Linked DNA regions of Mus musculus: regions 2, 3, 4 and 5 are each linked to region 1. The links are chromatin loops, found by intact Hi-C in ENCODE. Cell type or tissue: left cerebral cortex. All regions are shown on one strand. Links, peaks and the distances in the headings refer to the core of each region. The heading gives the core; the rest is flanking DNA. Region 1 overlaps Gm5089 (predicted gene 5089). Region 2 holds the start of Zic2 (zinc finger protein of the cerebellum 2). Region 3 holds the start of 1700108J01Rik (RIKEN cDNA 1700108J01 gene). Region 4 holds the start of Gm5089 (predicted gene 5089). Region 5 overlaps Clybl (citrate lyase beta like).

Region 1 (6,292 bases), core at 537-5,536:
TTAGGGGATATAAAGCTGGATACCCAGAGTATTCCTCTGCAGACACCACAAGGAGCCCTCTGAAGGCAGCAGAACACTCCTTGTCTTTGTGACACTAGCTGTGTATCTAAAGGACAAAGGCAAATTAGTTCCTTGTTTAAGAACAAAAAAAAAACAAACCCAAAAACCAAACAAACAACCTGGGTTAAACCAGCTAGACATCCTTAAGAGAAGAAAGAAAGAAAGAAAGAAAGAAAGAGAGAGAGAGAGAGAGAGAGAGAGAGAGAGAGAGAGAGAGAGAGAGAGAAAGAAAGAAAGAAAGAAAGAAGAAAGAAAGAAGAGAAAAGAAAAAAAATCCAGCTTGTCTTTACTGCTTCCAGCTTGTCTTCACAGCTTCCAACTCAGCAGATAGATAGTATGACTCACAGTATTGGTCCCCTCTTGTATTTCTTTCTTTAAACATTACTTTCTTTCTCTCTTATTTATTGTGTGTGTTGTCAGAGGACAACTTGCAGGAGTAGGTTCTCTCCTTCCACCACTTAAGTCTGAGGGACCAGGCACGGAGGTGAGGGTTTTTATGGGCTAAGCCCATCTAACTAGTTTCCTTTGCCTCTAGCCTCAAGAGAGAAAGTTTTGTTATTCGCATAAAGAATTTTTCCCCCTAGAGCTCCTCCCATGCCCCAAGACCCTAACCTAAGGAATATGTGTGGGTTTTTTTGTTTGTTTGTTTGTTTTTTGTTTAGTTTGCCTGTGAGGAATCTACAAGAATGTTGGGGTTGGGGTGCCTGGCACAGCAGAGCCTTTAACACCAGCAGTGGCAGGTACATCTCTATCTTTAAGCCTGATCTACAAAGGAACTTCCAAGCCACACAGGGCTTCAGATAGACCCTGTCTCAACACCTCCCCTTCCAAAATTGGCTGAGACTGAAGCAGACTCCTCCACGGTTACTGAGTTCCATGTGGGGTCTTAAGAGGCTGCTGGCTTTAATTTAACTTAGGGTGCTGTAGTTCCAGTCTAGAAGTCTGGTTCGGTTTCCAAGTAAGAGGTCACCTATGAGAAAGTCAACTCACCTTGACCAATCTTCTAGCTGTGGCTGAGCACGGCTTTGCATGGTCTGGTCATCAGATCAGCAACTAGCAGGTCCTCTAGGCAAGTCTGTGGAACCATGTGCATACTACAGAAGGGCGGACCTCATTCCTCAGACCTCACCATGCCTTTGCATGGCTCACACACTGCAGAGACCGTTTTCCAAGGGAGAGATACAGGGAAGAGTATGGATTGCTGGATTTTCGAATGTTTTAAATGATTCTTTGTTTGGTTGATTGGTTTTGTTGTTGTTGGTGGTGGTGGTGGTGGTGATGGTTGGTTTTTGAGACAGGGTTTATCTGTGTAGCCCTGGCTATCCTAGAACTTGCTCTGTAGACCAGGTGGGCCTTGAACCCACAGAGATCGGCCTGCTTCTGCCTTTTGAATGTATGTGCCTTCACTGCCTGGCAACGTTTTTGTTTTTTGTTTTGGTTTTGTTTTGTGTTTTTGTTTTTGTTTTTGAGACAGGGTTTCTCTGTATAGCCCTGGCTGTCCTGGAACTCACTCTGTAGATAAGGCTGGCCTTGAACTCAGAAATCCACCTGCCTCTGCCTCCCAAATGCTGAGATTAAAGGCATGCGCCACCACTGCCCGGCTGCCTGGCAACGTTTTAAATTCTTTTTTCCCTTTCATTAATTAATTTATTCACTATGTAGATCTATTTATCTATGTAGACCTAGCTAATGTGGAACTCACTATACAGACTAGGTTGGCCTTGAACTAACATAGGTCCCCCTGCCTCTGCTTCCCAAGTGCTGGCGTGCTCCATGGGTACTTCGATTTGAAGAGAACTCATCTGTGGATCGCTCTGTGACTTTTGGACAGTTGTCTGACATCCAGGGAACTCAACAGGTGTTGGCTGAATATGAATTTAGTTAAATATTCGTGAGCGCAGCGATTCCCCTTAAGACCTTCGGGGGAGGGGGGATATATTTACTCACATCTGCTTCTTTCTTACCCTGGGGAATTAGAATTTGTGGTTTTCTCTCGCAGACGTGCAGAGAAATCCACAAAGTTGCTTGTGGCATCTGGGGAAATGTTAACCAGGAAGCTGGCTAGGCAGAAGACGTGGATCTTTCCAGGTCTTATGCCCTACAGATGGGTCATCTTTTAGAGAGTGGAACTCAGATCCAGTACACCAGGACTCGCCCAGGACTTGCCTGGCGTTTGGCGTCTCCCCCAGAATTCTTTACACATGGCCCAGGAGCCAACTTCGGTGTTTACGACACACCCGGGCGGCGGATCCCCTGGACGGGCTATGGGCCCCGCGCAGGTGTCCGGCCTGTGCACGGGGTGCGCGGGGGCCCAGGAGCCCCGAGAAAGACGTTATTGTTACACTGTAACGAGTCTGATTAACTCGCTCCTGACACTTTCTCTTAGTTTCTTCGGCTCCTAGCAACCAGGCACAAAGGCGAAGGATTGTCCCCGGCTCCGCGGGGACACGGGCAGCCTTTGATCTCGCACCATTACAGCCCGGCTGCGCGACAGGCTCACGGGGTCCGGGAGGCCCGCAGTCCTGGCCACTGGGCCACGGGGATCCCCCCACTGCGGCCCCGGCCTAGCCTGGCCGCTGCGCCCCAGCACTGCTACACCGGTGTAAGTCATCACGCAGGGAAGGGCAGCGGTCTCCGAAATGTGCCCAAGGCCTGGTCTCTACTCCGGGGCGACGCCCGCGCACCGATGCATGCGGTGTGTGGTGCGGAACAGAAGAACATCTACCTACACGCGTGTCCTGACCGTTTGAGCACGTCTCCTTCCTAAGCGGTACGGGAGTTCCAGGCTTGCCTTGCTCTTCCCGTCCGAAGGAGCGAAAGAAAACCCAGCCGGTCAGTCACAATGAAAAAAGAAAGGGGGAAAAATTATGTAAAAGGAAGGACACAGTTACATAGTCCTCGAAAACGTAAATAACCTGCTTAGACGAAACTGAGTAGATCGCCACAAATTGCGTGTCCAGGAGGACTTTGGTGCCTTCCTGGCGCTTGCTTTGTATTTCTGGCTATCTTTACGGATTCTGAAGGAGGTGGGGTGTCAAATAATTACTAGAATCTAAACAAACCATGTCCACCAGCGACAAAAGTCACCCACCACAGAACCGGGACAAGCTGCCGGGTCCCACTGCGCAAGTTTTACAGGTACTAAAAAGTAATTTCCGTTCCAGTTCGGGTCGCTTACTTAGCCATCCCTGGCCCCAGTTGAAAACAGAGGGTGGGAAGAAAGAAGAGTTAGGCTTTAGCATTTCAATGTTAGGGTCAGGTAATTACTTCCCCTAAATTACAAAGTGAGGGCTTTGCAGGGGGCCCTCCCGGGAGAGGGCACTGTTCCCAAGCCCTGGATTTACAGACCCTTCTTGTGCTCTCCACTGGTAATAATATTCACAAGTTCCCGTGGAAAAAAAAACGCAGAGGATTCAGATGGCAAAATAAATGCAAGCTCTAAAAGCATACTGTCCTGAGGAAGAAAGAGGAAGGGGTGTGTGTTGGGGGGGAGGGGACAAGGGGAGCTGTAAAGCCCGTATTCTCTCCTCTTCCTGTGCCAACTAAGAAAATTCCATAGTCTCTAAATAAAGTTTCCCCAACTCCCACAAAACTATTGAGTGCAAAGGTGTTCCTGGCGATAATGACTTCTATTTTAGAGAGCGGAACACCGCATGGTTGGTTCTATTTATCCAGCAAAATATGCCAGGCAATCAAAGACTTTCAAATTCAAACTACAGGCGGTGAAGTCTTCATCCCCGGGACACTATTTCCCGACCTGTCTCTAGAGCAGTGGGGGCCAGTGTGGCCCTGTGGAAAACTGGAGACAAGGCTGAAGAAAGTCCCTAACTTGCCGTCCCAGGGGTGCCCCCCAACCAGCCAGAATTCTCCTTACCCTTTCAATAAAACATGACTGTGCCGATACAATCCTCTATACATTAAAATGAGTTTGTCACAGATTGTCATTAAGACCTCAGTAAAACAATGAAGACATTATTGGGCACCCCCCCCCCCTCGGGCAAGGTATTAAAGGCATAAAGCAATCGACACCACACGGGTCCTATTGAGATTAATGAAAAAATTATGCAAAAAGAATCGCAATTTCATTTTCCCGTGACGAGGCTTTGCGTCCGTCCAGTCATTCTCGCATCGCACCTGATGATTTATTAAACTAATCTGTGGAGATCAACCGCTGATGTTCTCAGCTCAATCTTGTCCTGGCTCATTTTCTAAGTAATTGTTTCTCATTAGTTCTGATAATGTTTTAATAGTGTTATCCATAATTTAGCCCCCTAGAATTAATAACAAGGGGGTGATACAGGCAAAGTGGCTGCCATTGAGCTACATAAAAATATAAACAGGTATGTTTTTTTAATTAATCTGATGAGCAGCCAAGTCCCCTTCCCACCTCATCACCCACGTCTGTGTCCCTACGGCAGACTCAGCCTTGGTGGCTCACTCAGCCTTGGTGGCATTTCTCTTTGTCTGCTCCTTACTAGGGGATGTGGGTTGGAGAAGTGGGATGCCTGCTTCCTTGCTACTCCACGTTTTAGATTTCTGTCTCCTGGGGAATGAGGGCTATGGGACCTCTCTTCTGGGGGCCCTTGTATCTTCTCAGATGACTGGCAATTGGCCTACATCTTTGCCTCCTGTGGGCCCCGGTCTTGTGATCCTACCTAAAGTGGTATTTCTTAATTATGAAGATGATTGATCCGAGGTCTGAGAAGGCTTAGCCAATGAGAGAGATCGTTTTGAGCTGGATACGGTGAAGGACATCAGGACTTTGGAGGAGGAAGACGCAGGAGGACTCTCATGAGTTTGATGCTAGCCTGGGATACATATCAAGATTCTGATTCAAAGGCAAAACCAGAACCAAACAGGGTGTTTTTGTATGGATAAGGAAGTTAGGGGACAAGGATTCCGAGATACTCTAACATGGTGAGGACATAGGAGTCCCTACCACTGTTGTGGAGTGGGAGAGGCCTAACTAGGCCCTGTTCTCAGTACCACTTTGAAGGGTTGCTTTTCGTTTGTTTGTTTGTTTGTTTGTTTGTTTGTTTTAGAGACAGGGTTTCTCTGTGTAGCCATGGCTGTCCTGGAACTCACTTTGTAGACCAGGCTGACCTTGAACTCAGAAATCCGCCTGCCTCTGCCTTGAAGGGTTGCTTTTTCTTAAGGTCTCCATGACTTCCACCATACAGGTGGGGCTTCCTCAGAGGGAGGCCCCTGTATGCTTTGGGTCGACCTGAACGACTGGGATGGAGGCCAGAACATGTGCCCCTCATCTTTTTTTAGCGCCAACAGCTTATCTGAAATCAGTACTGCTCTAACACTCTGAGCGTGTGTACATGTGTGTGAGTGTGCACATGCATTCATGCCCTCCATTCCCTGCTGGCTTATGAGCAGTCTTTGTTTCCACCAGCATGGACCCCTGTGGGTCGGCTTACTTTGTGCACACCTGACTTCATGACTCCCAGATGCAGCCTGGGGCCTGGGCATTTCTTACCCAGAGTGCCCCTGTCCTCTGTCCTGAAGCACCAATGGCCAGAGGCTAGCTGGATCTTCCCACTCCCATATGCCTTTCCAGAAACTCTGGGGTAGCACAGAGCAGCCCAGGTGAGGAATGGCTATCTCTCAATGAGGGAAAGGAGAGAGACACACAAGGTCCAAAGCAGGTGGCCCCAGCCCAACGCCTCAGCTCTGTTTAAGAGTTAGCCCTTCAGGTCCCTTGCTTGTGAATACCCGTGTCTCAAGAATGTTTCTCCAGATCCATCAGCTCTGGGGTTGGCTTCAGCCACTTGCTAGCCAGGGTGGTTTTCTCCTTCCTACCTTGCACTGGGGTGCATGGTGGCCATGGTAACAGTAGTTTCTGACCTGGCATTGGTGCGATGATGTGGTATCCACCTCCTAGGGTTTTCTGTAGGAACTAGAAGGATAGAATCAGGGGTGAGAAGTAGACTCGGGGATGGGGCACACACCAGGGGCCATGAAGGGAATCCACCAAAAGGGCCCAGGAGGAGGAGGAAAATGAAACTGGAAAACAACTGTTTTCTATTTACAAATTTAAATAAACAGCACAGCCTTCCCCGTGGTGTTTGTCTAAGAGGAGCAGCTATGCTGCTGAGTAGGTCGTGAAAAGGTTGGTGCGGAGTTTTAAACGTCCCATTCTGCTAATTTCTTAAAAGAACAGTGGTTCAGAGTCTCTGCACAAAAGCTCATGATTTAATGAGGGAAGAGAAACAAAATCTCCGCT
Region 2 (6,292 bases), core at 560-5,559, 68 kb before region 1:
CCTTGCTATGCTCGCTTCCCGGACATCGAGCTAGAGCCGAATTGTTTTATTTTGTGCGCTCTATTTAGAACGGAAATATTGAGCAGGACGGGCGGGTGGGGGGTGGCAATCGCATCACTCCAAGCATATATTTGGTATTACGCTGATCGTTTAAAAGTTCAATTTCCGCACATGGAAAAATCCCAGTCTAATAATACTCTTACCATCCTCCAACAAAAACAAGCCCTGGCTGTCCTGCGCTCTCCCATTCCAGGTCCCTGGCTGATGGTCATTCCCCAACGCGTACGAACACACACACACACACACACACACACACACACACACGCTCAGTCTGTGCATTTATTTCTCCTCGAGGTGCCTCTTCCCACTGCTGACCCACGATTACCTGTATGAGTTCTTTTGTGGATCTTGAGGTTCTCGGAGCGTGCGAAGACCTTGCCACAGCCCGGGAAAGGACAGGGGAAGGGCTTCTCGCCAGTGTGCACGCGGATGTGGTTGACCAGTTTGTATTTGGCCTTAAAGGGTTTGCCCTCGCGTGGACACTCCTCCCAGAAGCAGACGTGGTTGCTCTGTTCCGGGCCGCCGACGTGCTCCACAGAGACGTGGGTCACCAGCTCGTGCATGGTGCTGAAAGTTTTGTTGCAGCTTTTCTTGGGATTGCTTAGCTGCTCCGGGTCGATCCACTTGCAGATGAGCTCTTGCTTGATGCACTGCTGCCGCATGTAGCGGAAAAAGGCACCAGGGTGGTGGTGGTGATGGTGGTGGTGGGCTGCGGCCGCTGCCATGTTCATCCCCATGTTCATATTCATAGGGCCGTACTGGTTGTGGAGCTGCGCCGCCGAGTAGGGGTCGGTCCGCGGGCTGGCCACTTGGCGGTATTGCTCCGAGCGCCCGAACACCTCGCCCGGCAGCCCTAGGCGCATTTGCCCATTGAGCACGTTCTGCGAGGCGTGCGGCCCGTGCTGCTCCGGGAGGCCAGGGAAAAGAAGGTGGCCCTGCGCGTCCGAGTGCGCGTGGTGAAGGCCGCCGGCGCCGGGTCCGAAGAGCCCGTGCTGCCCGCCTCCCGGCGCCGAGTCCCCGAAGCCCCGGCTGCGGAACAGGAAGTCCCGGGTGGAATTAAAGGGAGGCCCCGAATAGGAGCCAACGTGTGCGGCGTGGGGCCCTAGAGCCGCGGCCGCAGCGGCTGCAGCAGCCGAACCCGGGTAAGCACCCGGACCTTGCGACGTGAACGCCGAACTCTGACCAGGAGACAGTTCGTGTGCCCCGGGGTTGAGCTTGAAGGCGCCCATGTGCGCCGCGGCCGAGTCCACGAAGCCGTTCTGAGCTGCCGCCAGGCTCAGCTCGCGGTCCTGCATCTCGGCCGCCGCAGCCGCCGCTGCCGCGGCCGAGTGGTGGTGGTGGCGCGCGAAGCTGCCCACCCCGATGGCCGGGAACTGCGGCCCCGCGTCCAGAAGCATGGCCAGCGCGCCCGGCCGCCCCGCCGGCGCCGGTGAACCCCGCCGCCTGGATTTCCTCTTCGGATCGGCGAGGCGCGTCCTCTGGACGCCCGGCTCCGTGAACCGGCGGTGGAAATACTGGCGACTGCAGTCTCGGGAGCCGGGCTGGTGCGCCCGCCGCCGCCGCCTGTATCTGCCTCAGGCGGCCGGGCACCGAGCGAAGGCGCGGAGAGGAAGAGGAGGCGGCGGCGGAGGAGGCGCGGGAGGAGGAGGTGGAGGAGGAGAAGAGTCCAAAGCCAGGCGGAGAACCAAAGTGTATTAAAGGAGCTGCGGCGGGGGCGGGCGGGCAGGGCAGGGGAGGGCGGGCGGGAGGAGGGAGCGGAGGGAGGTGTGGGGAGCGGAGGAGAGGGGGGCCGCCGGAGGGCGAGCTCAGCGCCGCGGCCCCCACCCCTGCGCGCCCCCGCGCGCGCACGCACGCACGCACTCACTCGCTAGCTGCCTTGTACTGCCGGCGGACCAGGAGCCTGGCTGAGATCAGCGGCATCCGCCGAATGAAGTCAACGCGGCTGCGGGGCCACAGTGCCCTAGGGCAGTGGCTGTGCGCACACAAGCTGGCAGGGAGCGGACAGCAACAAGCTCCGCCAGCCCCAGAGCCTGGCGCACCCGCCGCTCCACCTGATCTCCGCAGGGGCGCTGGGCAGCCGGGAGGAGGAGGCTAGGCGTCGAGTCCACGGCGCTCTCGGGTGGCCGCTCCCTCCCCCGAGGCCTTGCTCACGCCGCCCAGAGCGCTGCCGGTATTGTTCGGCTTCGCGGTTGCTGCGGGGGTTTAGCCCTCTTGGCCCTCCGAGCTTGGCATTGGCGACGCCCGGAGTAGTAAACTTGCAGCGGTCACGAATTCCCCTAGATGAAGGAAACGGGCGCGTCGTCCCCTCTTTCTTTAAGTTGGGCTGGAGGAGGAGGGAGGGGGAGGAGCAGGGGAGGGGGGGACTGTGGGAGGGGAGAAGGCGAGGAGGGGGAGGGGAGCAGGGTGAGGCTAGTCTGAAAAACAATAACAACAATAAAAAAGTGTTCTCTGGTTCTCCCCCTTCCTCCAGCCGATCTGTTCTGGGCGCTAGTCCGGGAATGAGTGCTCGCATCAGCGAGGACAGAGCGAAGTCCTCGGCACAAGCAAATGCTAGGAGGCCAACACGAGTTCTTCCTCTCTCGCGGCTGCAGTGGGCAGCCTTCGCCACCGCCTCTGTTTATTTCGGTGGGCGCTGAGGCCGCAGCAGCAGCCTTTTATTTTTTTATTTTTTGTCCCCTCCTTTTCCTCTCCCCTCCCCCGCGTACCCGCCGGGTCTCCCGCCCGGGTATCCCTCCCTCCTTATCCAAGGCTCGGCCTCCTGGTCACACCGCCCCTTTAACGGGGACTCCCGCCCATCCCGCCCTCCAGAAACCGCTATTGGCCATCACGGCCTCGTCAATCCTTCGCCCAGCCCGCCCCACCTTCCCTGAGCCCCGCTTGGGTTGTGCAGCTGCAGCAGCGGCCCAACGCACCCATAGACTGGGCCTGCCAGCATGCAGGGTTTCGTTCGCGCGTCTGGCTCTGTGGCTCCCGTCACCAGCCGGCTAATTCAAGAGTTCAGCTGCGAGCCTAACGCGGTGCCAGGTCTATGGGTCTTGTCCCCTTCCGCCCGATCCTGCTCCCGTATACTTTGTCAGAGGCCACCAACTCCCCAGAGATTGCATCCACTACCAAAGTACACCGAAAAATCCGGGAACTCTAGTCCAAAGCACCCTTAGCTATAGAGTCACCAAGCCCGAGACCCTGAGGGAGCGAAGAGACTTTTCCTGACAAGGACAGGTCTTTCCCAGTCTGGACAGGCACTCTACTTTCTCCATTCTCACCTTGACCAATTTGCTTTGAGGCGTTAAAGCGTGGATGAAGGATGGTGGACACAGATAGTCAAACTTATCCCTTCTTTCCACTCCCTGGACATTCGTCTATACACCGCCCCCATCCCAGGCGGTGGTCCCCACCTGCCCCTGGGCGCACTTAGCTCACCCCTGCCCCCACCCCATCCCCACCTCCCCACCCCCCGCCCTGGCCGCTCATGTTCAGCTCAGATTACAGGAGTAAACTAGGCAGCAGACCCTGAGGGGCAGTTTAGACGTCATTTAAAGACAGTGTCTCCCTCCGGGTGGATACCTCCTGACCCGGTCCACAGCCACATTGGTTCTGGAAGTGGAATGCCCAGAATCAAGCAAGGTTTAGGCCTTAATTTGGCTGTTGCCGTATCAGAATCAGGGCCTCAGAAAAAATAAACTGTGGGGCTTACGGTAAGTGTCACTCTTTGGTGAAGCCACCGCAAAGCTTCCCAAGCGCCGCCCTCGAACCCAGGCTGGCTTCCCACTAAGAACATGGCTGTCCCACCGCCCTCAGATTGGTAAGAGGTAATGGGAAAGGGAATTGCGGGCCAAGAGTTTGGGGAAGTGTAAAGGTTCAGCCCGTGACCATCGTCTTCCTTCACCTTTCGCAGGCCTGAGAACTGCTTTTATTAATAAATCTCTGGAAACTGAGATAAAATTCGCGCAAGAGAATAACAACATACTTCGAAATTTATATTGAAATGAAATCACCAAAAACGCTGGAAGAAGACTCTTGTTGAGATTTGCTGCAATGAATATGAGCTCCTGCCTGATCAAACAACCTCTCAAACCTTAGGTGGGTCTGGCTCAACTGTTGGAGCCAACCTTTCTACCAAGGCTCCCTCTGTTTCCTCCGTGTTCCCCATTCCTTGGTAAGGGGGACGGGAGAAACGACCACAAGAAAAAGGCATCTTGACCGAAATCATGAGCTTTCCTAGAAGCTGGAGAGAGGAAATGGTCCTCTTTCCTCCCATTCCCCTACCTCAAAGGGCAGAAGCTACACTGGCCTGCTAGACCGCAGGGGGAGGGGAGGGGGGAGAGATGGAAAATATCTAAGCAGAAAGGCTTCAATCCATTTATTTTAAAAGCCTGCCTAATTCAGTCTTTCACATTTGCTTGCCTTATTTAGCAATTTATACTGAAAAGTGCATGTATTGGTTTGCTCTAAAAATACTACCACTCCCAATTTTTTTTTTTAACCTAAGATTGGTTGTGAGAATAACAGCCTTGCTACCCAAAGACCTTATTTCCTTCTTTCAAGCCCTCACACTTGTAGGTTTTCCTCTTCTACCACTTCCTCACCCCCCTCCCCACTCTTCCTTTCCTCTCTTTTTTGACCTATTCTCTCCTTTCGCTTTGATTTCTTCTTTGCTGAGCCCGCAATTCAGGATGGCGCGGCTGGGCGCTGGATTCGAGGGCCGAGCGTTAGGGCAGATGCCTTAATTCCCGCCGGAGAGCTCGCCGGCTGGGCCCTCCTGGCTATTCTTTCCCAGCTCCAGTTCTCCTCTCACTGCAGGAAACAGAGGAGCTGAACCAAGTTCAAAGTCATGTCTCGGTCCCCTCTTTCAGAAGTGTTTTATTTCTCTGCAAACCAGAAGAAGAAGAAGGAAAAAAAAAAAAAAAAAAACCTTTTCCTTCTTGACAGTTTTTTTTTTTTTAAGGAAGGAGAGGAAAAAGCGAGGGCAAGAACAAGTGTGTGTGTGTGTGTGTGTGTGTGTGTGTGTGTGTGTGTGTGTGTGTGCCTGTGTGTGCCTGTGTGTGTGTGTGTGCGCGCGCGCGCGCGTGTGTGTGTGTGTGTGCGCGCGCGCGCGCGTGTGTGTGTGTGTGCGCGCGCGCGCGCTTGCGAGAACGCGCAAAGGCTTTCAGGACTATTGCCTCAAAAGTAGACTCAGGTTCCTTAGCGGAAGGAAGGAAGGAAGGAAGGAAGAAAGGAAGGACAGAAGGAAGGAGTGAAGGCAGGCAGACACTGAGCAAATCATTTTTTTTCCAACAGGTTTCTAGAAAGGCTGCTCTGTCAAACTTCCCAAACCGGTAACTGTCAACGCTTGGAAGCCAGTTCTTTCTTTGTTAAGTTTCCCCAAATTGTTCTTTTCAAACAGGGCAAAACCTGCACTGGGCAAAACCTCAGCTTGTGGCTGAGAAGGATATCCGCCACAGGGCTCCTGGCAAGGGTACATTTCCCGGCGAGTGAAGAGAACCAAGGCTTGATCAAAAATTCGTGGTGTGTTTACAAGAAGAAAAATAAGGGATGAGGTGAAGCAAATTCCACAAACATCCCAGCAATCATGAGCAACTCCTTTTGAATGGTGTCTACTGTGATCTCTTATAGCGTGATGTGCACATACATACAGAAGAATAAATGCATTGCACTTCACCCACTGTGTTCTCACACACAAAGGTATACATTGTGGGAAAGGAGACACCAAATACAAACAACTTGGCTATCCACTGAATATATTATTGTGACTCTTGGCCCCAGTAACACTCCAATTTTTTTCCCTTAAAGAAAGGTGTAAAAATGGGGGAGAGAAGCTGTGAAGAAGAGTATGTAATACATTGTAGCTTAGGCCAAAATAATAACTAACATAATAATAATTTCCTTTTCTACAAGAGTTCTAGCACCACCTCCATCTAGCACCACCTCCATCTATATTAGAGGCAAAAATCCAACAAGATAATCAACAGGATATTAAGTTGAAGGTTACTTTTGATTCTGCTTTCTCAGCTATTACTGAGTTGGGTGACCCCCTGATACATGAAAGACCACATGTGTGCTCTGGGAAGCCCCCTCTATAAAACCCACATAGAACAAAAGCCTTTTGACATGACTTTAGAAAGGTATAATGTAAGAGGAGAGGAAGTTGTGAAAATCCTAGCCAAAGCTGTAACTGTTAAATAACATTAGGAAGGAGGCTATGAGAAGATCTCATAAGATAAAGCTCTTCCAT
Region 3 (6,292 bases), core at 900-5,899, 170 kb after region 1:
AGTTATCCTTGTACAAGGCATAGGTCCCTCTGGGGAAGGACTGGAGAAAAAACCTAATAGCAAAACTTTCATGTATTTTATCAAGGTCTTTCCTCAGGGGAACCTGGCTGTCCCTTCATTCAAGGGGTTCTGGGTCTGCAAACTGGCTCAAGTCTGGACATTGGTTCATGAATAGAGATTCCCTTTTACCACAATCCAATGTAGACTTTCGGCCGTTTGCTTGGGAATTTTTGTGCTTATACAGAACAAACAAAAATGCAGTGGGTTTCTCATCTGTTTCATGCCTGGAAACACCATGATTGATTGGCCAGTACCAAAGGTCCAAACAAGTCCCGCCATTGTAAAAACACTGCCTGTGCTGCCCTGTGTGGAGTAGGCCATTGTGGGCATTGCTTTGTCTGTGTTGGCCATTATCATAACTACGATCACCTTGCTTTTGGTGATTCACATCAGCTCACACATGCACTCCAGAGCACACCCACACCCACACCCACACGCACAAGCACACATGCACTGCAGAGCATACCCACACCCACACGCACAAGCACACATGCACTGCAGAGCACACCCACACGCACAAGCACACATGCACTCCAGAGCACACCCACACGCACAAGCACACATGCACTCCAGAGCACACCCACACCCAAACGCACAAGCACACATGCACTGCAGAGCACACCCACACCCACACGCACAAGCACACATGCACTCCAGAGCACAGCCACACCCAAACGCACAAGCACACATGCACTCCAGAGCACACCCACACCCACACGCACAAGCACACATGCACTCCAGAGCACACCCACACCCACACGCACAAGCACACATGCACTCCAGAGCACACCCACACCCACACGCACAAGCACACATGCACTCCAGAGCACACCCACACCCACACGCACAAGCACACATGCACTCCAGAGCACACCCACACCCACACCCACACGCACAAGCACACATGCACTGCAGAGCACACCCACACCCAAACGCACAAGCACACATGCACTCCAGAGTACACCCACACCCACACGCACAAGCACACATGCACTGCAGAGTACACCCACACACACACGCACAAGCAAGAGGAAGATGCATGAGCCAGAAGCCATGAATGTGTCCTTACAAGTAGGGGTAGGGATCGAAGGGCAGAAGGTGATTTAGCTGACATCTGGGGGTTAATGTTGCAATTAGCCAGTGTTTATTTTTCTTGTTGCTGTTGTTTTGGCTAAAAACAAACCAAAACATCCTGAAAAGAAGAGAGGGAGGCAATGGAGGAGCTAGAGAAAGCACCCAAGGAGTGAAGGGGTCTGCAACCCTACAGGAGGAACAACAATATGAACTAACCAGTACCCCCAGAACTGTGTCTCTAGTTGCATATGTAGCAGAGGATGGCCTAGTTGGCCATCAATGGGAGGAAAGGCCCTTGGTCTTTCAAAGATCATATGCTCCAGTACAGGGGAATGCCAGGGCCAGGAAGTAGAGTGGGTGGGTTGGGGAACAGAGCATGGGGAGGGTATACGGGACTTTCAAGATAGCATTTGAAATGTAAATGAAGAAAATATCTAATAAAAAAATAAGAAGAGAGGGAGGAAGGGAGGGAGGGAGGGAGGGAGGGAGGGAGGGAAGACATTCAGGCTGCCACATGTCTGTCAGCATCTCAGCACCTAAGCTCCTTTCATCTCTGTGACAGAATACCTGAGAATATATACATATTTTGGTTTTTGGAGACAGGGTTTCTCTGTGTAGCCTTGGCTGTCCTGGAACTCACTCTGTAGACCAAGCTGGCCTAGAACTCAGAAATCCGCCTGCCTCTGCCTCCCAAGTACTGGGATGAAAGGCGTGAGCCACCATTGCCCAGCTTCTGAGAAAATAATTTTTTTTAAAGAATTATTTATTTTATATATGAATGAGTACATTGTAGCTGAATCCATACACACCAGAAGAGGGCATCAGATCCCATTACAGATGGTTGTGAGCCACCATGTGGTTGCTGGGAATTGAACTCAGGACCTCTGGAAGAGCAGTCAGTGCTCTTAACCACTGAGCCATCTCTCCAGCCCGAGAAAATAATTTAAAATAGCATTTGTTTTGACTCACAGTCCCAGGTTTCAGTCCAGAGGCTTTGGCTCCATTTCTTCTGAGCACATGCATGGTGTGCAGAATCCAACTGAAAGGGGCGTGTGTGTGGTAAAGCAAAGAGGCTCACCTCACAGCAGAGAGCAAAAAGTATGGAAGAGGCTAGCAACAAAGTATACCTTTCACTTCTCTCTCTCTCTCTCTCTCTCTCTCTCTCTCTCTCTCTCTCTCTCACACACACACACACACACACACACACACACACACACTGTGTACTTTGTGTGTGCACTGTACATGTCACAGTGCATGTGTGAAAGCCAGGGGTCAGCACTTTTCCTCTACCCTGTGGGCTCCAGGGATTGACTTCAAGACATTAAATTAGGCTTAAAGGCAAGTAGCTTTACCTGATAAACCATCTTCCCGGTCCCCTTTTCACCCCCTTTAATCAAGAGATAATCGACCTACAAACGAGCTCGTCCTTTGAGGAAGTTAGAGCCCTCATGCTCCAATCACTTCCTATGGTCCTATGGGTGACCACCAAGCCTTTGAGAGACAAGATTTCAGATTCAAACCCTCAACGAAGATCACTCCCCATTCATTTAGCCCTTCTGCCTGGATGTGGCTCAGTGGCAGAGCACAGGGCCAGCATCTGAGGACACCTGTTGAGGCTCCTCCTGCCTGCCCCTTCGTCCACCTTCTCCAGCCCTACAAACCTGGTGGCTCTAATGTCTGCCCTCTTCAGCTGTGTTAATGTCTTACCCAGCCATACTGTGTGTTTGTGCTTGCTTGTTTTCTGTACTCAGCCCTGTGGACCTGGCCAGGTCACCAGCAAATATACCACAGATCCAGGCTGGGGTCCCTGCCTATATTCATTCATTCAGAGGAGGTTTAGACAGAAGCAACACACAGCACGGCTCTAGCTCTGCTCTCTCTTGCTAGATCCAATTTGTAAATACAAGAAGTGAAGAAGATATCAATGGTGAAGGTTTATTTTTGCTCATATTTTTATTAATAAGCAGTGGGTACAAGCTTATTTCAATTTGACTATAGAACTCTTATATCTACATCTATAAACAAACACCTATGATTTCATATTTCTATCTGCTCCTGTTGTTTCAGATAAGACTATTCACTAATAGGAATATTATGAAGATTTTAGATTTTTTTATGAATATGAGTACACTGTAGATGTCTTTAGACACACCAGAAGAGGGCACCAGATCCCATTACAGATGGTTGTGAGCCGCCATGTGGTTGCTGGGAATTGAACTCAGGACCTCTGGAAGATAGCCAATGCTTTTAACCACTGAGCCATCTCTCCAGCCCAAATTTTTAGTTTTTAGAGGAAATTAAATAATTAGAATGAATAAACCAGTAAAAAAAATCTAATAAAATATTTATTATAACTATAGGAATACTTAATGTAGTAAAAAACAAAGTAGTAACTTTTAAAATAATATCAAATACACGAATTATATTACTTCATCAAGACTGTATGCTATGTGTCTGTATGTTGTGTGTTTGTATATGTGTTCTGTGCTGTGTATATATGTATGTGTGTGCATTGTATGTGCTGTGTATGTGTGTGCATACGTGTAAGCAATGTACGTGTATGTGTTATACACTGTATATGTGTATGTGTATGTCTGTGTGCACTGTGTGTGCATGCTATGTGAGCATGTGTATCTGTGTGTGTGTTGTGCTGTATATATGCTATATGCTATCTGTGTATATGCACACTATATGTGTGTGTGCACTCTTGTGTGCACACTAGAGGTCAGGTATCTTTCTCAATCACTTTCAACCTGTTTTCCCCCTAAAGTAGGGCCTTACTAAGTAGCCCTGACTGTCTTGGGTCTCAATATGTAGACAAGGCTGACCTTGAACTCACACAGATCTCCCTGCCTCTGCCTCCTGAATGCTGAGATAAAAACCATGCCCAGCTCCAACCTTATTTTTTGAAGCAGAGTCTCTAAGTGAACCTGGCTGGCTAGCAAGTCCCAAGAATCTTCTGTCTCCACCTCCTCAGTGCTGGGTCACAGTGTACAAGCTGTGCCTTTCCTGTACATGAATGTTGCTGATCAAGAACTGAGCCTCCTGCCTACACAGCAAGGAGGAGGCCATTCCCTTGGCCATCCATCCCCCTTGGCCCCATCAAGATAACGTTTAGTGTGGAAACAATTTGCCTCCCATAACCTGTCCTATTTTATACTTTGTAGACTGAAACCGGTACACGTGCAGAGTCCAATCGTTCTAATTGTTCTAATTATCATCACACCCTGATCCTGCTGCAGAAGACAGCAGGTGGCCTTTCCGTTCCTCCGGAGGGAGCTCCCTGTGGGCAGGCTCAGCTTCCTGAGGAGGACTGCCATGGGGTCCTTCCATAAGGTGCATGTTGCTGCAACCCAGGCTGCTACGTGTTCAATATCAGCATATTAAGTGCTCAGTGCTCTGCTCAGAACAGATCAAAGCCTATGGAAAAACAAGGTCTCACTATGTACCGTTGGCTAGCCTGGAACTCACTAAGTAGAGCAGATTGACCTGGAACCTGTGTCAACCCTTCTGTCCTGCCTCCTGAGCACCCTCATATCTGCCGTTATGATTTTGGACCTTGAGTCCCCAGAAACCCTAAAGCTCCCAAACACAGCTCTCTTCTCTGTTCCTCTCTGATGGGTCTCCACCAAACCCATTCGCTTAGAAAGAACCTGCATCCTAAACCAAAACTCCAACATGTGAGTTCAATAGGCAGAAACTTGGGTGGGCATAGGACACTTGGACCCGGGCATATCAGCATCCCTCTAGGAGACCCCTAGTTAAAAGTGGTAGTCACATGACCCATAGAAGTGCTGCCTTGCCACACCCAAACATAGCCGAGAGCATCTTTCTTTCGGCAGCAGGGCCCCCTTACTTGTGTGACTGTATGACCATCGCTGGTAGCCTTTTAGTGGTAATAGAAATTTTCACATTAATGCTGTAAATTCTGCAACATATTTTGACGCCTGATATATCAGATGCGGGGGATGGGGATAAAAACCACAACTGCATAATGAAAAAACATTTATTTTCCCCCTTAGTCCTAGCAGGTCAGCAATTGCAAGCCACTCTGCAAACATACATGAGGTTAGGGACATGGAAGGAGAGGCTAGCCAGCGTCTCACAGCACAAATCACTGTCCCGAAATTTAAGAAGAAAGGAGGATGGGAGCCCTTGGGAGGAAGACCTATAAGATTGGCGAGAGTCCCAGTGTAAAGCGGATTGTTTCTAGAACCATCTTGGAGAGGTTCTTCCACCGGGGGGTCTGCTCCAGGTGGTACACCCACCGGGTCAACCCTTTGTAGTGAGGGCCATCCCGGCATCACCCAGCCAGTTCCAGACCCCTTGCAGAACGCGGAGGTTGGCAACAGCAACGGCTTTTCTGGATGCGTCAGTATTCACCTCCACCCCCCAGGCCTTTCCCAAATGTCTGTTCCTTTCTCCCTCAGCCCCACTGCTACTACGCCCCGGGTGGGCTTCTCAACCCTGCTGTCTGTGAATGTCCCAAAGCCCACAGGGGCCTCCAGTCCAGGACTCGGCTAGCAGGTAGGCCCTGTCCTCTGCCATCCTTCCTGCTTCCGTTCTGGCAAGAGAAAGCCCTCAGCCAGCCCTCCCCGGACAGATCTTGGAAATGATTAATCTCTCAGATTAAACTGAATGAGCTCAATATAAAAATATTTTTAAAAAACAGTAGGGTCGTTAAAGAGTGACAGATTTAAGCGCCATCTGGGCTCGCTGGTCAGGGTGGCGCGAATTCCATCAAACGGCTGAACGGTGCACGATCTGAGAATCCCATCTGTTTTATCTAACATGCCTCCGTCCGACAGTTTTGCCATTTTGATGTTAAGAGTTGTTTAAAGAAAACATTATTCTATGGGATATAGAATAATGCTCTCTCTAAACTCCCTGAATGAAAATGTACACTTGATTATCACAATGTCTGATGGACTGGAAGCGCCACTGGATCCTAACAGTGGTCCCCGAGCAACTCCAAACGGACTTCTTTTCACACACATGGTCATTTCCACCAGTTTATTTTTGTAAACCTTCGGGACCATATGTGGAGATGTTTCTTCGGGTTATCCTATGAAAGTACACTTTAGGGTTTTTTGTTTGTTTTGTTTTGTTTTGTTTTTGTCCCCACTGAAAACTATATTGACTAAAAACTATATATATA
Region 4 (6,292 bases), core at 507-5,506, 47 kb before region 1:
CTCCCTTAGAAAGAAGTCAAGAATGGTGATGGACAAATGTAATAAAGGTATTCTTCCTATGTATTGCTACATTTTATCCAAGGCACATCTCTGTCATTCTTTTAAAACAGAACAGTTGCAAAAGGAGTGAACCTGCCTTTCCCTGATCTATTATGAGCTTCTGAAGAAGGGACAGGTGGGAGTGGGTGGGGTAGCTTGGATTACTTACCATCTAATCTGAAGCAGTGAGTCTCAGCTTTCCTAATGCTGAGACTCTTTAACACAGTTCCTCGTGTTGGGGTGACCCCCAACCATAAAATTACTTTGTTGCTACTTTGTAAGTGTAGTTTTGCTACTGTTATGAATTGTACCTATCTGTGTTTTCCAATGGTCTTAGGTAACCCCTGTGAAAGGGGCCTTTGCTCCTCACCCCCCCCCCAAAAAAAAAAACAACAACCCACAGATGGAGAACTGCTGATCTAGAAAATGCAAGAAATTTTATAAAAACAAATCCCTGCAGGTTACAAGTACAGTTATACTTTTCTCAAAGCCAGTCCCTTCTTGTGTTAAAATCAGTCATGTCCTTAGTGCCTAATTGCTGAAAATAAAGTCAGGGGTAATAAGATTCCAAACATAAAGGCAGGTGACAAAACTGCTCAGGAGCAATTTATAGTTACAGAATGGGACTGACAAATGGACACCAAAATCAGCTCATAGCAGGTTGGAGTAGGGGGAGAGTTACAATTTTAGTTTTTAATTATAATCAGTATTTTGGAGTAGGTAGGTGTTAGGCAACTTTTTTTTTTTTTTGTGGTAGCAGATTATTCCAGTGACTGACTCAAATTGATATGTTTGGTTATACATGTTAGCAAGCCTGGCTGTTTCCTTGTTTTTATGTTCACCACTACAAAACAGATAAAAGGCAAGTATTAAAAAAAAAAAAAAAAAACAATTGGTAGTCACATCAATAAGCATTTCTCCAAAAGGTTATAGTGGCTTTTCAAAGTCAGGTCTGTTAAGTGTAGTAAAGGTGACACAGGTTGCCAAGAGTTGTTGTAAGCCTCATGACAATAACCAGCACACGAGGGAGAAAAACACTCGTAAATGAGGGCTTCGATCAATGGGAAAACTTACAGCTCTAATGAAGTTTCTTGTGAAAGGAAGGGTGATACAAAGCCACCAAGACATGAATCATTCATGGGAAATATAAAAGATAAAAGATATCTGACAATGAGCAGAAGCTTGTATAGAGTGTATAAAACAAGTTTCCCCTTCTTATTTTCTGCTTTAAAACGCACAATCTCCCACTCCCAGCCTCTTCTGTCCAGTCTATAGAGTTAAAATTGACCACTGCTCGTCCTGAGCCACTTCAAAGTAATTTAGTCCAGAACGGAAGGCTTGGCGCTTGGACAATCTTCATGGTGTGTTAAGATTTCTATGGCAATTGGCAAGCAAGACGTTCCCATCTGAATATGTCTCAAAGAAAGCCACTTATTGACACTAAGTTGGCTATCATCAAAGACTTCATCTTCCCTCTGCAAAAAAAACAAAAAAAACAAAAAACAAAAAACGTGGCCTTGCAACCACTGAATCGGCTATCTTTGTTTTTCAGGCCAGGAGGCTCTGCAAACACACGGTTTTTCCTTGTTTATATATCTCTCCTATTCAAATATTCTTTGGTAAATGAATGTTAAGAAAGCCTTAGCAAGATCTACTTGGTGGGAAGTATGTCCTCTTGAGTTGGAGGTGGCCACACAAGTGTCCTGATCCTGGGGCCTGAAGGCCTTGGAAACTGGGCCCAACTGTCTACCCGCCTCTCAAGTGCTGTGTCACTGGAGAGGAGCGTTGTTGGCCTCCACTCTGTCCCAGTGTGGTTAGGAAATACAACCAGGGAGAACGGAGCAGGAGAGACAACTGCATTTCTCAAGTGGTCACCTTAAACCAAAAAAAAAAAAAACAAAAAACAAAAAACAAAACAAAACAAAAAAACCAAAAAAAAAAAAAAAAAAAAAAACCAGGGAATGTTATCACAAGGCAAACAAAACAATCCACAGACTTAAGAATCTATCCATCTAGTTACAGGGATACCACCTCCCTGCCATCTGCCAGTGCCTTACCCAAACACCACCCGAAACCTCGGGAACATTCTAGATCTGGAAAGACAACAGAATCACAGAGAAAGCACCCTGGGGTGGTCAGCACACTTTCCCTCCCCGTGAAAAAAAACTCTCAGAGACCCCACGAAGGGACATCCCAGAGCACATATTCACACATCCCGAAACTGCCTAATCAGGCAGGGAGAAGTTCAAAGGCATGTTTTTGAAATTCAAACTACTGTTTTTATGGTACATCCACACAGAGGTCAGAATTGCTATGGCAATAGGCAGGGCCAGGAGAGTCGCTGGCAGGCCGTCCACAGCGATTTGAGACAGTCTATTAAGATACAGTTGCAGTGACCCTTACTTTCAAGGCCAGTTAATTCAGCCAATTCTCACCTCATCAGAAACACATAGGCAAAGATTAGAAATGTATGATATATATGTGCATATCATATATATTAGCTTTCTGTTGTTGGTGATGATTCCCCTATAGAACCTCCTGGCTTGAAAGGAAGAAGAAAGAATGAAGAGAGGAGAGAAAGCCCAGTGGGGGTGGGGGTAGTGATGTCAGAGGGTAGGGAGAGAGGCAGGGGAGCCTGGTCCCCAGTACCTCTTCCTTCTCTCCCCACCTAAGCACTTTTATTTGTAGAGCGATTGTTCTTTGTTTATTTAATACAAGTACTGTGTGAATAGTGAAAAATAAACACGATGAAAAATAACCAAACAGATGATTCCTCGGAGTGAAAAAGCCCGGACTTAATAAAAGTGCGAAGCAGTCACCGCTCAATGAGAAACGCTTTGAAGTGGAACTTATTATAAGAGGGATACTTCAGGGTTGCCTTAACGACGCCGCTGAATCGAAAGCGCTCGCCTTTGTCAGCGATTTGTTCTCCTTTGCTGGGGTGCCCGGAGAAATTACTTACATGGGCTGCCTTAACATGCGGCCTGCAAATCAGTAACTTTGCAGCTCAGACTTGCAGACGCCACTGGGTCACCGACAAAAAGAAGTCAGGGGGGAAACGCACCAATCCTCCAGGCGGAGGCTCTGGGGATGGGGCTCACGGCGTGTTGGGGCGGTAGATAAGTTGCATTACACCCGAGCTCCCCACTCTAGCTCTCACCCCAGAGCAGGTCCTAGGGCCTCTATCCCTAGATGATCCAGACTCCTGCGGCTCCCGGGCCCTCCAGTGAGGGGCGCTCTTTGGCGCGCAGGCCCAGAGCCATACTTTCCCAGCAGTCCAGGCCATATTTAATAAGGGTCGTTTATCACTCAGGCGCTTTGAAGGGTCGCCTCCAGCCCTGTGCCCATTAGAAAGGCGGAGGTGACATTTAAACTCCGTTTTCAAGGATCGCGGGGGGATTTCATTGAAAAGGCAACTCGTTTGTCTCAGGAGCCTGGAAACAACCCCCGTCTCCCTCCTTTTGACCACATGGCATAACTCAAAAACAATAGTTCAAAAGTGAAATGGCGTCGTGGTGTTCACTGGGAGACAGGCCCCCATCTAGCACCAGAGAAAGGGGTACTCCTCAAGACAATGTGCTTTTTGTGTTCGGCTCTGTCACGAGGATTGTGTTGTTTGCTTTGGAGGCTTCGCCTGTTATACTTGCCTGAAAGTGCTTGTGTTAAACAAGAGTTATGAGTCATCCAAAACAACAAACATTTTGATTTTCTTTGCCTAAAGGGCTTTCCCTGGCTATGGGCACCGTGAAAAAATAATGTCCTTGCTGAGAAAGGAACACCAGTAGTTGCATTACAAGCGGGTGCATTAAATATTGAATGACATGGGGAAAGGAGCTTGTCGAGGGGCACTCAGCCTTAAAGTCTTTCTTCAACTTTGTCTTCGGTGGCTGCTGGACTATTTAAGATGGTATTAATTAAGGCAGCTTCGGATGCTGTGGAGCCAGCCGGCCCCTGGGCTGAGCTCTGTCAATGGGCCTGTGTCCCCATGTTCTGCTTATGGATTGGCTGAAATGTCACTTCTCATTTGCAGGCTGAAGAGAAGTGACCATCCTACACTGAGGGCGGCAGGAATGTAGTCAGCAGCCATAGTTAAAAAGAGTTTGAGGGACTGGGGTAAAGGGGTGGGGGCAGGGGGATAGGGACATGCAGACAGCCGTTGGGAAGGGGAAGGAAGATGCACAAGGACCACTTGGGTTTGGATAACCCCTCTTTTTTAATCCTTTTTGCCCGGGGAAAACACATTAACCTGTCTGGATCCTACAAAGAGAGACACAAGCTCTGTACAAACGGTTCTCTTTACTAAGATACCTTGCTCTCTAGGTCTCAGTCACAAATTACAAACAAATACACGCTCTCCCAGGACTCCAACCAAGCTCTTTTTTTTTTTTTTTTTTTTTTTGATTTCTTTTTTTTTCCATTTTTTATTAGGTATCTAGCTCATTTACATTTCCGATGCTATACCAAAAGGCCCCCATACCCACCCACCCCCAACCAAGCTCTTAGGATCCACTTTTACAGAAGGGGAAACTGAGGCCTCAAGAAAGGCTCTGAAATTATTTCCACCAGAAGTATTCCCTGATGCATGACACCTGAGAACAAAAGCCACCCTCTGCTTAAGGTGGCCCCACACCCAAGCCCAGATACAAATTTATTCCAGTGTTTGGAAATTTCTAAAAAGGAGAGAAGAAAAAGGAAAAGGAAGTCTACCGCCAACTGACTATGGTCTAAATTAACCCATGCTTCAAGAACCAGTTGACTATAGCTTCTCAAAGAGGAGAGACAAGAGTTGGCTGTCTGGAGAGGCCAGGGTATCCTGGCAAATTGACTTTGGCAGCCTGAAGCCCCCCTCCTCCTATCTCAGGGCATGGAGTTCCAGCTGGGTTTGGGCCTTCTCTTTCAACAGAAGGCCCCTGGCAGGTGGAGAGATGATGCAGTCCCTCCTTCTCTCTGGGCTCTTGCTATCTGTCAGAGGGGTTTAATACCCCTAACTGTAGATCTATTTGCAACATTTGACTTTTCCATCTTGGATGTACTCCCTCCATTCAGCCCAGGGGCTCTGTTTAGCCAGTTCGATAAGGAAGGTCCTATTTCGCACTAACAGCCTTGCTGTAAAAAACAGAAAGAGCCTGTGTCCCTTCACCTCAAGATAGACTATGTGTTCTAGGGAAGGAGGGCAGGCAAGAAGAAAACCTCCTGTAAGCCCTAACACGTGGGCCTAAGGTCCTTCAACCCTGTGGTAGCTGCAGGGCAGCGGTGTGACTAGTTGGACCAGGTCACTGGCAGAGGTACTTCTAAAAAATCCAAGGTGGAAGCAGGTAGGCCTAAACTCCCGCCCAAGTGAGCTGATGGGGAGGGGCGCTTTTACTTATTTCCTTACTTCGTTATCCCTACTTCTACAACCTTTTTGTACAAACAGGTCCCAGGGCTGGGTAAGGGACTAAGAAAGGTGGCCTTTTGACCTGAAACACACCCAAGCACAACTACACACACCCGCCAGCCCCGCCCCCGTCAGTGCACTGGGCACGCACTTGGGTTCCAGGCTCCTTGCCAAGAGCGCGCGGGCACCCTGCATGGCACACTGGCTGAAGTTCCTGCAAGAAGTGGCGGGGGTGGGGTGAAGAAGGGGTGGGCGGCAGTGCAGGCAGCCAGCCGACTGCTGGCGGAGCGCACAAGTTCTGTGCTCAACTTCCCCGCTCTTAAAGAGACCCGGGATCCCTCTGGAGAGGCCCTCGGGAGCTGGCGGCAGGGCTGGGAGAGGCGTCGGTAAGCTGGCCGGCGCGGGGCGCGGGCGGTGGGACACAAGGGCGCGGCAGGAGGAGGGCGCGCGGGTGCCCGCGGCCGGCCGGGCGCTCGGAGAAAGTCAGCCGGAGCAGCTGTGACTTCACCTATTAGCCCCGATGTCTTTCGGAGGAGCCTGGTGGAGTTAAACAGCCCACAATGGGCGCTCTGGGGCGCCTCCAGCCTGACCTCCATCCGGGTTTAATAGTTTCATAGGAACGTCATTAAATCAATTACTTAGTGAGCACATCATCATTTATTTGTAATTAGCAGCGAGGAGCGCGTTCTCTCCCCCAGCCCGCGGCCCGGGTCCCAGCGGGGTTGGCGAGTTGTGCAAGCACTTTTGTTTGCTTGAGTGTTGACTCCCGGCTTTATTCGGCCGGGGTAATCTTTACATCTTAATCTAGCATTCAGGGGGCTAAGGGAAAACAAACAGGGCGCAGGCCGGAGGCCAGCCCTGCAGTCCCAGCCTTCT
Region 5 (6,292 bases), core at 445-5,444, 180 kb after region 1:
CAACTGATTCAGCCTGGTGCATGAATTTTTAATCCATCCTGAGATGTTTGGGGCAAGGCCAATCAAGAAGAATGAACAGTGGCCCTGGGCGTCAACAACCAATACAATGGGAAACAGGGACACCAGCAACAAGCAAAAACAGAGGGTGTTAAAAAAAAAAAATCCAAGCCAGGCTCTTTGCATATGTAGTGAAAAACCTAAGGCCTCACCAGCCAGCATGGAAATGCTCAGATAAGACAAAGGGCCTTGCTGGGCCTTCTTGGGTCACAATTTGAGGTTAAACACAGCAGATGGGAGAACCTGAGAGTCCACTTCATGGAACTTTAGGACACTCCAGTATAAAAATCAGTTAGGTGTCCAAGGTTACTTCAAATTTCTGGGTGTGTGTGCGCGCGCGCGCGTGTGTGTGTGTGTGTGTGTGTGTATCGAGGAAAAGATCCAATGTAACCCCATCTGCCAAACTTAAAATGCAAGGTAGACAGACAGCATGCAACAACATAAATACCGGTTGTATTTAGGGCCCCCAAACAACAGCCTTGATATAAAAAGTTAGAACTTTTACTTCAAAAAATACTGGTGACTTTTTTTTTTTGTGGTCACTGAGGTGGGGGGCAATCTCTTTTAATTATGTCAAAAGCAAAGAGAAGAGGGTAGGCTCTTTACCTTTGAATACCAAATGAGGGAAGGCCGCATCAAAGACTTCCCTTGATCTGTTTTGCCTGAAAAATTAATAGGCTTCACCAAGTCCTTTGCATCGCAAGCTCAAATTCCAAAAAAAGAAGCTGGGGTGACACCCACAGTCCCAGGGACAAAATGCAGCCAGCAAGAGGGGCTTGGCTTTGATGGGGGGGTATGGGGTGAGGTGGGGGGGTGGGGTGAGGTGGGGGGGTGTTATTTGATTTTGGGAAGTTTTTTTTTTTTTTTTTTTTTTTTGTTAACAAGGTGGATAAGCCCTGAAACTGTTCCAAGGCTAACTGTCACCCATGTTTTCCTCCTACCTACCCTCAGCCTCTTCCCTTTGCTGCCCGGAGCAGATGCTGGTGGCTGGGACAGTGTGGAAAGGCCTGGCCACCTAACTCTGCAGTTTCAAAAGGAACAGTTGAAAGGCCCGAGGATGAGCCCACAGGAGGCCTAGGGAAAAGGCTAAGTCAGCATTTCAGAGGTCCTGACATCTACTCGGCTCTTCTTTCCTCTCCTGCAAGGGGAAGGCAGGATGACTTCAAAGGGGAAAGTTTTGGGGTGTCTGGGAGGACTTTAGTTCACACTCCTTCTGGCAGCAGGATGGCCCCCAAAGGTGAATATTTGTATCTTTCTCTTAAAGAAACCCCACGGTAATCTCATTTCGGGGACACATGGCTGCTGCTGAAGTGGTGGGTACTGGAAAGTGAGACTGGGTTGGGGGATGGGGCAGCCGCTGTCCAGGCTTCTGCTTCCACTTCAAACCCTCATCCCAGGATGTCTTGGTGGCCACACTGGTACAGGAGGAATGGGAGGGTCCAGAGATATCCCATTACCAAGGGACAAGGAAGAGCTAACAGGTCACAGACTCGATAGTAGGAAAAGGGGAAAGGTCAAGAGGAAGGCAGAGGGAAAAGTGGGGACGAAGGAAGACCTCGCTAAATACCTCTCTTGGCCGAGGGGCTGGGGAGAGGGATGGAGAGACGTGCTAAGACTGCTATTTACAGATGAATGGAAGCAGGGCTTCTCCATCCGCTCAGTGACAAACCTTAATTGCTCAAAACAAAGCAAGTTTCCAAGGGCCAAGCTCTTCGAAGGCCCCATCTTTGCTGTAACGTCGGGAACAAAGCTCTATGTCCAATATTTCCATTAAAAAAAAAATAAACGAAAGCAAATCGTGATGTCTACCGTCATCTGTTTCAAAGGGTTTGATTTCTTCCCACCTCCCGGCTGCCAGCTAGGTCATCACAACAATTCATTTATTTTACTGTCTTTATAGAGAGGAGAGAAGAGAAAAACCTATGTCTCACTTCTTAAAAGGTGGCTCAAAATCTGAAATTCAAAGAATAACATTACTAAGCAATTACCTGGGAAAATCTAGAAGGCCTTCTGCGAGAACTATCAAAAGACAATATTTGTCTAGAATTCGAGCACTAACGGCCCTGACACAGCAAAACCATTGTGTTTTCCCCAACTTTTCTTTGCTCCATACAGCTGTGTTTTCACAGATGTCAAGCCATGTGTCTCCACCAAAAGGTTTAGCCCTCCCTTCAGAAGCGAATGTGGATCAAAGGTTCAAACGCAGAAATACAAGCTCCCTTCCCCTCTGGAACATGTTTTTATTTTTCCGCAGTGGCTGCAAACCAGAATTCCCATCTGCTGTCCTGCGGCACCCAGGTTAACCTTACCAGTGGGGCTCAGAGCACTGTTATCTCAGCTAAGAAGAGCATAGATGAAGAAGCGTGCCCATGCCTGAGAGAGCCACGAGGGCCCCTCCCCAAGATGTCCACTCAGCTCAGAGAGGATTGAACCAGGCAGGAGCCGAGGTGACCTTAGAAATTCATTATTCCCTTCCTGTTCCATCAGAACAGATTTACGAAGTTAAGATTGGGTTTTTCTGTGATGCACATACAACTTGTAGAAAGAAGAACATACGGTTTCCTGCCTCCTACTCCAGCAATACACAAGAACATGCAAATGATGCTTCGCTTGTTTGAAACTGTCTAACAATAGACCTGATAAAATAATATTAATCTCTATCTAGCAGGTTCCGTTGTATTTTACCAAGCTGTAGTTCTGTTTTAGATAGATCTCCTTCTGACGTGCTAATCTTTTTAATGCCTCCCTCACCCTCACTTCCTATTCTTCCCACTGAGAATATCTGTGAAACGACTAGGAGAGAAACAGATAAGTTTCTCTACTGCAAAGATGGGTTCACTGCATTTGCTCAGGAGAAGAGCAAGCCGGGGTTAAGCAGCTGACAGGGTTTTAAGACCTTTGAAGGTATTTTTGCCAGGTTCTTAAGATCGCTCAGTATCAGGTGAAATGAGTTAGACAGAGGCACGTATCCGTCTGTTTAGATCTCTGTAGACCATCAAGAGTGGAGGGATACAAAGCTTTGGCCAGTCAGCCTCTCTGGAGAATATACAGGCGCCAAAGTGGGGAGTCCTGGACTGGTTTAACACCAGTGTGTGAGTGCCATCTAGTGACCACTCCAGAACTACAGTCTAGTCACCGCACTTACCGTACAGAAACATAAGCCTCCTAACCCATCTCCCCAAGATGATTTGGTTCCAGCATTCCCAACCCTCCTGTCCACTCATGGCAGCATTTGTTGCCCTGGTTACAAAATGAACCTAAAGGAAAAGGAAAAACAAAAACAAAAACCTAAACAGCTTCAGAAAACAAAGCAGGAAGTGGGAGGGGCCCAAGATGGCTTCTGACTAGAAAAAGCAACACAGTATCAGATTGTCAACACTGAAGCTGCTCACAAGCCCCACAGAGAAGGGTAAAGAGGCCACTTCTACTAAGGAATTACTTTGACCATTCTGAAGGACAGACTCCATGAAAACGGAGTCTCCCGCCATTCACACCTGCCCTTCAGACGTCAGCTGATCAACTTTGATGAGGAAAAGCTCCCTGTCTGGGCACTCATACCTAGACCTCTCTGAGTCCTCTTTGTGTGTGTGTGTGTGTGTGTGTGTGTGTGTGTGTGTGTTATTGTACACTCTAGGGATATGAAGCCCTCCTTGCAGCTAGACAAGCTAGCAGCTTCTCCTGCTCCAGCTGCCTGGACTGCAATGTAAGCTCCACAGCAGACCAGCCTACCAGCATGCCTTGTCCTGGGATGATAGGACACTCTCACCCAGCTTTGGGTGTGGCCCTTCAGTGGCCTAAGCATCAGTGGGCTGTCCTCACTTGTGAGGAGCCGCCCTCACAGTCACCGTTACAAGATGGCGCTGACATCCATTGCTCATAGTAAAATGTGTGCAGGCGTCATTGCCTGAGCCCTGCCTCTCTCGTGGCGTTAACTGACTGATAGTGGGCAGCCAATTCGGGTGGTGCACGTCTCCAACCGTTTTACACAGCCTATAAAAGGGAAGGGCTTTCTGCTCTCTGGGTCTCCTCTCCTGAAGTTGATCATCTATCTCTCGAGATGTATTAAAGCTTTACTGCAGAAGGATCCGAGTGGCCTGCGTGCGTTTTGCTGGCAAGACGGTAGCGTGGGTCACTCACTGGTAGCAGGTGGTCCCAGAGGGCCCCATCAGCCACTAGAGGCCACTGTTCTGTCTCCATTTTATGAGTTCCAGGTAAAGACACCTGGACCAGCATAGTCAGAACAGGGACAAAATGCAACACTGTTGCTCCGGGCCACACCCATGGGATCACAGACCCTGTGAGAAGGAGGGCAGTTGTTGTAACAGACTTGCCTTTGTTTCTGGAGAAGACTCGGGCCTGAATCCGGTTCTATGGCCACACAAATCCTCATTCACACGTCCATTCCCTAAGCTGGCCTCAGTGAGAAAGGAGCCAGGTCATCACTAAATGCTGTCTCCCAGGGAGCCCGGAAGGACCAGGGCTCAGCACAGATTCATTGGCTGACAGAAAGGAAGATGCCAAGAGTCATTCAAGGCCTAGGGTGCCCGGTGGGTCAGTGAGCCTCAGCTCTAAATACCCCCACTTCTCTGCTTTCAAGGAATGGGGCATGTGGCAGAGCTCAGGTGAGGCTCATTTCTAAAGGGAGGAGGACCTGGGGCCAGGAGTAGCTGCTCATCAATGTTATCCTTTGGGGGGAGGGGTCCAGCTATGTGACCCAGGCTACATGCAACGTATCTTCTACCTTAGCCTCCAAAGTGTTGAGATTATAGGTGTGTACCGCCACACTGGGCCCTAAAATGCTACTTAATTTTAAAATGGTGGCATGTCATCCCTTCTGGTAGAGAGGGAGTTGTTTGCTCTGCCCATTCAGGTCCACTTGATGCCCCCCCCCCCCACATACCAATCAATAACATACCTTTGAACGATGACTTTAGAGCTTTTCAAAATGAACAATTACACCACTATGAAAAGCCAGACCCTAGTAGAAGAGACACTTCGAAGGCCAAAAGGTTGGGCTGGACAGGCTCTGGGGTGGTGGGATGGTGAAGGCTCCAAGTCCCAGGATCCCTTCTTATCATAGTTTCTAGCTCAGACCCATTTGGGTACAACACACCAGCACAGCCTAGCTTCCCTTAGCTACTTCTTAGGTCTGGAGAGTAAAAACACTTTGAGGACACTATCTGTTCCCAAGAGTAGAGTCAGGGAAGCCCCAGAGGTACTCTGCTGAGTAAGGCATCTCGTAGTGTTGCCTGCATCTGGATGCAGCCAGACAATGCCTGGCTGAGATGAGGGTCAATGTGAATAGAAGAGCTGTGAATAGAAGAGCTCTGTGGCTCAGAAGGATTGAGTAGGCTCTTGATGGGGAAGCCCAAACACCCAACTTATGTGAGAGCTATACTGTGAGCAAAGGGGACAGACCCCAGACTGGACCATACCTCTATTTTATGTATGTGAGTACACTGTAACTGTACTCAGACACACCAGAAGAGGGCATCAGATCCCATTACAGATGGTTGTGAGCCACCATGTGGTTGCTGGGAATTGAACTCAGGACCTCTGGAAGAGCAGTCAGTGCTCTTAACCACTGAGCCATCTCTCCAGCCCTCCATCCATGTCTTAGTGATGGTAATAAGTCATTTTTGTTGTTGTTGTTGTTTTGTTTTTCGAGACAGGGTTTCTCTGCATAACCCTGGCTGTCCTGGAACTCACTTTGTAGACTAGGCTATCCTCGAACTCAGAAATCCGCCTGCCTCTGCCTCCCAAGTGCTGGGATTAAAGGTGTGTGCCACCACTGCCCGGCTAATAAATCATTTTTTAGGTCATATTTGGGAGTCTTTTGACCACAGCCCTCAGACACATATCCTAGTTTATCAGTATGTATAAATTGGGTACTTCTAGCTTATATGCTTAGTGCATTGTGCTTGAACCTGTCTTCAGAAAAGGCAAAGCTGTAAATTGTCCTGTAACAGAGCTGTACCTTGTCATGGTGAGATTCCCAAGGTAGAGAAGGTTGATTAAAACGCACTCGCGCACAAATACACACACACACACACACACACTAAAACTAGCCAGAGTTGGTACTGGTACTCTGATATATGCCTGTAACCTCACAACCCAAGAGGCAGAGGGTCATGAGTTCAAGGCCAACCTGAGCTACAGAGAGCAATTGGGAGCCTGTCTCAAAAGTAAAAAAACAAGGCTGGGGAGAAGACGCAGCAGATATGAGTGACGCTTA

What was found. Hi-C counts contacts between places; a loop is a spot of excess contacts. Peaks named below come from ENCODE experiments on the same cell type or tissue, not always from the same donor. Only the 100,000 strongest peaks of a DNase experiment are listed, where the experiment ranks them.
Region 2: a loop joins it to region 1, with 1.8 times the contacts of the local background. A loop is called at or near these places in 3 of 42 quality-filtered maps.
Region 3: a loop joins it to region 1, with 3 times the contacts of the local background. A loop is called at or near these places in 4 of 42 quality-filtered maps.
Region 4: it touches region 1 in a loop (2.0-fold over the local background); 6 of 42 quality-filtered maps call a loop at or near these places.
Region 5: a loop joins it to region 1, with 2.4 times the contacts of the local background. A loop is called at or near these places in 4 of 42 quality-filtered maps.

Annotation. Positions count from the first base shown.
Region 1 is chr14:122,403,128-122,409,419 of GRCm38, reverse strand. The region is part of intron 1 of Gm5089 (predicted gene 5089); the gene reads left to right. Among named protein-coding and RNA genes, the nearest start is that of Gm25464, 18 kb to the right of the region's middle. In left cerebral cortex, for the core only: a CTCF peak has its summit at 3,386 (motif pointing right); DNase peaks (open chromatin) are centred at 2,508 and 2,756; H3K4me3 peaks cover 1,024 bases; H3K27ac peaks cover 950 bases.
Region 2 is chr14:122,470,841-122,477,132 of GRCm38, reverse strand. It overlaps Zic2 (zinc finger protein of the cerebellum 2), which reads right to left and starts at 1,749. Exons shown (of 3, transcript NM_009574.3): 1 at 386-1,749. The coding sequence starts at 1,457. It overlaps 2610035F20Rik (RIKEN cDNA 2610035F20 gene), which reads left to right and starts at 1,934. Exons shown (of 5, transcript NR_045046.1): 1 at 1,934-2,230; 2 at 2,531-2,685; 3 at 3,956-4,140; 4 at 5,444-5,742. In left cerebral cortex, for the core only: no CTCF peak of the experiment used is centred there; DNase peaks (open chromatin) are centred at 2,055, 2,584, 2,934, 3,143 and 2 more places; H3K4me3 peaks cover 2,521 bases; H3K27ac peaks cover 2,094 bases.
Region 3 is chr14:122,232,825-122,239,116 of GRCm38, reverse strand. All of the region lies in intron 1 of Clybl (citrate lyase beta like), which reads right to left. It overlaps 1700108J01Rik (RIKEN cDNA 1700108J01 gene), which reads left to right and starts at 5,479. Exons shown (of 2, transcript NR_015532.1): 1 at 5,479-5,661. In left cerebral cortex, for the core only: a CTCF peak has its summit at 3,241 (motif pointing right); no DNase peak of the experiment used is centred there.
Region 4 is chr14:122,450,561-122,456,852 of GRCm38, reverse strand. It overlaps Gm5089 (predicted gene 5089), which reads left to right and starts at 5,707. Exons shown (of 4, transcript NR_033326.1): 1 at 5,707-5,802. In left cerebral cortex, for the core only: a CTCF peak has its summit at 3,275; DNase peaks (open chromatin) are centred at 2,990 and 3,702; H3K4me3 peaks cover 690 bases; H3K27ac peaks cover 1,738 bases.
Region 5 is chr14:122,220,774-122,227,065 of GRCm38, reverse strand. The region is part of intron 1 of Clybl (citrate lyase beta like); the gene reads right to left. Among named protein-coding and RNA genes, the nearest start is that of 1700108J01Rik, 9.7 kb to the left of the region's middle. In left cerebral cortex, for the core only: CTCF peaks have their summits at 3,160 (motif pointing left) and 4,231 (motif pointing right); DNase peaks (open chromatin) are centred at 2,355 and 3,157; H3K4me3 peaks cover 291 bases; H3K27ac peaks cover 207 bases.